Regions from separate parts of the Homo sapiens genome. Here region 1 is linked to region 2. Evidence: chromatin contacts called from ENCODE Hi-C data. All regions are on one chromosome and are shown on one strand. Each heading gives the region's core, a stretch centred on a gene start or an enhancer-like site at or near the end of the contact. The rest is flanking DNA. Distances are from core to core; before and after follow the strand shown.

Region 1 (3,092 bases), core at 418-2,917, 270 kb before region 2:
GTATAATTCATAAGAGCCGTAGGATTCTTGGAATGGTAAATGAGCATTGAGTTCAACTTAAAAGTCACTGGCTGCATTAGCCCCTATGAACAAAATCAGCCTGTCCTTTGAAGCTTTGAAGCCAGGCATTGACTTTTCTCTAGTGAAAGTCCTTGAAGGCCTCTTCTTCTAAGATAAAGCTGTTCCATCTACATTAAAAATCTGTGGTTTAGTGTAGTCACTTTCATCAATGATCTCAGAGCTTCTGGATAATTTGCTGCAGCTTCTACATCAGCACTTCCTGCTTCACCTTGCCCTTTTATGTTATGGAGATGGATTCTTTCCTTAAACCTCACGAACTAACTTCTGCTAGCTTCTAATTTTTCTTCTTACGCTTCCTCATCTGTCTCAGCCTTCACAGAATTGAAGAGTTAGGGTCTTGCTCCGGATTAGGCTTTGGCTTAATGGAATGGTTTGATCTTCTATCCAAAACACTACAACTTTCTCCATATCAGCAATAAAGCTGGTTAGCTCTCTTACCATTCATGTTCACTGGAGTAACAATTTTAATTTCCTTCAAGAACTTTTTCTTTGCATTCACAACTTGGCTAACTGGTGCAAGAGACTAAGCTTTTGGCCTGTCTTAGTTATCAACATGCCTTCCTCACTCAGCCTAATCATTTCTAGCTTTTGATTTTTTAATTTATATTTGTTTTTATTTTAATTTCTTTTTAAAGACAAGGTCTCACTATGTTTCCCAAGCTGGCATGCAGTGGCTGTTCACGGGCGCAATCATAGCACACTGCAGCCTTGGACTCATGGTCTCCAGTGATCCTCCTGCCTCAGCCTTCTGAGTAGCTGGGACTACAGGATGTGCCACCTCTCCTGTCTAGCTTTTTATTTAAAGTGAGAGACACACAACTCTTCTTTTCACTTGAACACTTAGAGGCCATTGTAGGGTTCCTATTTGGCCTAATTTCAATAGTGTTGTCTCAAGGGATGGAACAGCCTGAGAAGAGGGAGCGAGATGGAGAAACAGCTGATCAGTGGAGCAGTCAGAACACATACAACATTTATGGATTAAGTTTGCTGTCTCATATGGGCACAGTTTGTGGTGCCATAAAACAATTACAATTGTGACATCAAAGATCACTGATTACAGAACACCAAAACAAATATTATAATAATTTTTTAAAGTGTGAAATAATGCAAGAATTGTCAAAATGTAACACAGAGACATGCAGTAAGCACATGCTGTTTGAAAATGGCACTAATACAGGGTTGTCACAAAACTTTAATTTGTAAAAAATTCAGTATCTGTAATGTTCAATAAAGTGAAGAAGAATAAAACAAAATATGCCTGTACACTGAACTAAATTATTGCCCTGGGGAATCTTTAAACAAACTGAGATTAGTGAAAGCAAACTGCAGTGTCTCAGAGACAATGCTGACAATTAGTGGCTTAGGTGCTGGCTTTTCTACAAAAGCTCTAATGCTGTCACCAACATATCCTTTTGTAACTCCCACAAGTAATTTTGATACTCTGTCCTGTTTGCACAAACTCACTTTTTAGATTTGCAAGGGATTTAATTCTAGATGTGGCCTGAGGCTTGACAAGCAGCTTCCTGAAAGGCTTTGTAATAGGAACTTTTCAGACAAAATTGGTTCTGGCTCTGTTCAACTTTCTCCTTGGTGAGTAAGTCTACTATTACTCATGCAGTGGTTCGATATACATTGACTTTTCTTAGGGAACTACAAGGATATGTTCTTAAGGAGACAGTGTGCCACAATCCAAAGCAATCCAGTAATAATGTTTTAAAAAAAGGACTTCTTGGGAGACAGCCATAGTGGATTCTGACACTTCTTTCTTAAAAAATACTTTGATGTTCAAAGTTAACCTCAAATATGTTGCATTTTCTTTTTAGAGCAGAAGAGAAATCTTTAGACCTCAAAGTAGTCATTGGCATTTCAGGTATGAAGACCTGCAGTTGTAAAGTGTCTTTTCCCAAAGTGGAAACCTGTCAGAACTCCTTCTTATCTCACGAATATTGCCCGATTTGGAAAATATATTTTCATTTGGCAACTTTTACCAAGGAAGGTTATTTTTGAGACGGCAGGGGAGAAGTCTGTGAGGGGGATTCTTTTCTTCTTCTCTGTGGATAAGATTATGCTTAAAGGAGATACTTGAATATGTTAAACCAGAAAGAAGACAGCCTTGGTTAACCCAATGTTTAATCCAGTTCAACTATCGTTCCATCTTGCACTACTCTGCCAAGATTTCCTCTGTCATATTTGAAGGCCAGCCTGCCCTGGAGAATAACAGCCAATTAACTCTCTTCTAGTTTGCATAGTGTCATACCAGTCATCCTCTCTTACTTGTAGCATTATTTCTGGGTGGCCTCCAACATGTTAGTTTTTTTGCACAAGCTCTGATTTTCTATTCAATCATTATTTACTAAGGGCATAGAATGACTTGATTCTCCCATACACATTATGGAACAGGGTACTCAAAACGCTCATGTGATGGGAACAACAATCTCCATTTTACAGATAAGGAAAATAAAGATAATATATTTAAATAGTTGGTCCAAATTCACACAATATATAAAGGGACAGAGTGATAATCCAAGCCATGCCTTTTGACTTGATAGTCACTCTTGTTTTTACCAGAATTGTAGTTGTAGTTGCATCCCAAGGGAGTGGGGGGAGGTGGTATAAACTGGACTAAATCAGAATTTTAAAGACAGGTCAAATTAAAGGTTTCCTCAACCCCATAGTTAGAGTTTAGAATGCAACTGTTGTGCCGCATGCAGCCTTTAAACAGAAAGGTTGTGCCATGATTCATGCCTATTAAGTGTCAATGATACTGCAGCTATTTTATAGAGCAGCAAAACAAGTTTCAGCAACCCAGATCTTTATCTGCTTCAGCTGAAAAGACTGAATGCTGAAATAGGATGGTTACATTTTCATCTCAGTTATATAAATGATTGTTTTGAAAGGAAGCTGGCACATCTTTAGAAAGTTTTTTTTCTTCCTTTGATACGCATTAAATCTCTTGTTTTTGAAGTAAAAGACAAATCTGAGCTACATTAAGTATAGAAAATGATGTAGAT
Region 2 (3,321 bases), core at 50-2,549:
TGTTACCCTTTTATTTATGAATGTCAACTAGTCAGATAAAAGCAGGCCACCTCCTAGTTATACATTTGTATGGTAAAATCCACAATATTCAAGATGTAAATCCCAACCATCCTGCAAGCTGTAATATGAATTAGAAGGAAGAAGGACTTCTTTGCAAGTCCATAGTCACATACATTGAAGGAAGAAAGATTAGACTTGCTTTTTAATGTGATGCTCTAACCCTAGTTTCTCATTAGGAGAAACTAATCATCGTTCTCTCTGATTTGTAGTTGGTGGAAGAGAGTTTAGTTCTGTCAGGGCCTCTTTTCTATCCACATTTATTTTAGAATATATTTTTAAAAGTCTATATAAACTGAAGAGCTGTTTAAAAGCACTTGGAGTATTGTTTTTCCAGCAATTTATTCCAGTTTGTTTGCTTGTTCCTTTTGCATAAGCTCCTTGTGTTCAAATTTGCCCTCTCTCCAAATTCAGGACATCCTCAATTTGATGATCACAGAAGATTTTCTGCCTACCCATCCTTAAAATTTCCAGCAGTGTTTTCAATATCTATACTTATAAATCACTCCTCTGTTTTCTCAGAAGATCCATAAAAATATTATCATCTTTTTGCAGCCTGAGAAGACACTGTACAACATTTCCACTCACTGTTTTTGGTTTGGAATGCTTCAGGTGAAAAGCCTACAATTATGCAAAAGTCAGTGCTGTTCCTTCCACCAAAGCTTTCTTTCACTTTCTCAGTCAGTTCAAAATTTACAACAAAATTTGTTTCTAACTGGGCAACAGAGGATTCCCTTTCACATCAGTCAGCTTTGTCTTCCTCCATTTTTGTTGTTTATATGTGGAACTGAACAATAACTGAAACAGTTCACTCTTTTCCCAGAACGTTATAGAAAAGTAATTTCCCCAAGGACTAAATTACATACATAAAAATACTGTCATCAGCACAGTGGACTGATTGATGTTGTTTTGATAAAGTAGAAAGCTGTATCTGGTGTATTTGAAAGGAGCACATGTGACTCCTGTGAATCATAAGCATAAATTCCGGCCACCAGGCCTGCTCGTGAGATCTGTACAGTTTCTGCTGGTGAGTCATCTGATTGCCAAAGTAATACATGCAGCTTTTCAGTATGATTTCATCAGATTCTAGGTCCAATTGATACTTAGATGCCTGTGATGTCAATTCCTTTTCCATAATCTAATACAGTGAAAACTGTTTCCCTGAATATTTTCAACATGAATGTGCAAAGAGTAATTTAGGCTGATGCAATCGGCTATAAATCACCTGAGCCGAGATTCATTTAGAATGATCTAATGAAAACATGGACTCCCCATATTCACAGCAGAGAAGTTTTTCACATTGAACACAGACCAGAGAAGTGTTTCCACTAATTTATAGTAAGTATTGTGCATGTGTGTCTTTTCAATTTAGAACTTAAGATATTCTTTTCACATGGTAGACCAGGGCATGTTAATGTGCTCCTCCGTGATCTGTAGTGGCCACAGTTACATTGTAAGGGAAGGACACAGGGTAGTGTGCCAGTAAATGTTTAACAAGCAGCTTCCTGGGAAAAATAAACATGCACACACACACATGCATGCATATATACTACAAAATATAATACAAATTGTGCTGATATAGAAGATGTATAACACACACTTGACAGATAATAATAAAATATACAGCACTTTTTATTGTCAATTCCATATAACCAACTGATTTCAGAGAATGTTTTATTTATTCTTGCTGAACTGTTGTATGTATAGCAAACTATGGACGCAGTTCAAACAAAATGTCACAAATACAGTTAATCTCAATTGATAATTCATTCCTCAATAATTGTTATTGTTACACCTGATATGTGATCCACTGTTAAATTATTTTTCACTTAGTGAAAACTATATTAATTAAACTGAAATTTGTTTCAGCCTCAGCATGGGTTATGTTGGAATTTTACTGGTTCATCAATGATGTCAGCAATTTCTTCACTGAATTGAATAACAGTTTTCAAATACATGGAGAATATTTCCTTTTTTTGGCACTATTGGAAATGTAATAACTAGGGACATGCCACAAATTTCAATTTCAATCTGCAGTATTAAAATTTTCTCTATCACTTAAGTCTAGACAACCAATAAAATAAAAATCAAGTTCTGCTTTATAGTGTTTTTAAATTTCTGTAGCATAAATACTCCTACATGGCCAATTTGAATCTGTCTATAGAATGTCCTTAAACATAAACATGGGATTGATAAGAGATACTCGGTACTAGAGCATATACGGTATTTTCACCCTGTGAATAAAATAGATGTTTTAAAAACCTCAAAAAATCATGAAAGTAAAATGTAGTAAAATAATTAGGATGCCATGAATTTTGAGTATTTATTACCTTTGTTTTAAATTATAGGTTTATATAAATACTTAACTAGTAGGTTTATATAAATACTTTAAATTTTAATAATGTCTGTGATTGGCAACTAGTTCACAAAACTCCTGAAAATTTAACAAAAAGCTCACACATCTCAGTAGATATTAGCTTCAGTGTACCATTGAGGAGGTACGGAATGAAGGCTTTACTTAATTGATTGCATTTTGTAATAAGCAGATTAGAGACTTGCATTTTACCCCTTAGGGCTTTTATTTTTCTAGACGTAATTAAAATCTGAAGGTAATCTTATCTTTTCCATTGAATAAAATTTGAGATAGATGTAAAATATTTATACCAAAGTTTTTAGTGTCTTTTCTGGAAAGATTTCAAAAACTGAATATAAATGACTCAGCATTGTTGAGACATGAAATATACTGAAAAAGGGAATAAGCCAGGTATCTAAACTCAGTTGAACATTTATGCTTTTGTATTATAATAATTTTTGATGGCTATATTTCTAAAATAAGAGGCCACTGTTATAAACAGTAGGCTTTATAATGCAGAGTTGTTCAGCAATGCATTTGAAGATTGTTGAGGAGATAGGACTGTAATCTCTATTTTTACATGATTCCTGACATCTTTTCTACTCAAATGCTTTATCTTCTCTTTTAGTAATTTCTTGATACTATAATTAAATCTGTTTGCCGTGGATCTTATGCCCCATATTTCTTCTTCATTCTCCCAATTCTATTTCCTACACGCTATGTGCAGCCCAGTAGTGCTTTAGTAAACTTACTTTGTAAAATTTTTTGTAGGGGAGAACTGACTTGAAAAGAAAAGTGATCTCTGTATTTCTTACAAAGGCAACAGAGAGTGAGTAAAAATAAGTGAGGAAGCAATCTCTGCAACAGAATAAAATGGATGGGCGCTGCTCCTAGAGCAGAGATCTTCAACC

What was found. A loop is a pair of places that touch in the nucleus more often than their neighbours do. Pooled maps may share reads with other maps.
Region 1: a loop to region 2 is called in a map of GM12878, with 3 times the contacts of the local background. The contact joins the enhancer-like site here to the promoter of LURAP1L-AS1 in region 2. A Hi-C loop is called at or near these places in 1 of 168 maps with a recorded cell type or tissue (GM12878), 2 of 37 single-sample maps with no recorded cell type and 8 of 50 pooled maps.

Annotation. Positions count from the first base shown.
Region 1 is chr9:13,082,751-13,085,842 of GRCh38, reverse strand. No RefSeq gene overlaps it. Among named protein-coding and RNA genes, the nearest start is that of SNORD137, 110 kb to the right of the region's middle. Within about 2 kb of position 1,667, at least 2 of the 41 ENCODE cell types and tissues checked have a DNase peak (open chromatin) inside an H3K27ac peak, as active enhancers do.
Region 2 is chr9:12,812,367-12,815,687 of GRCh38, reverse strand. It overlaps LURAP1L-AS1 (LURAP1L antisense RNA 1), which reads left to right and starts at 1,299. Exons shown (of 4, transcript NR_125775.1): 1 at 1,299-1,395. All of the region lies in intron 1 of LURAP1L (leucine rich adaptor protein 1 like), which reads right to left. RefSeq lists an enhancer at 487-1,686.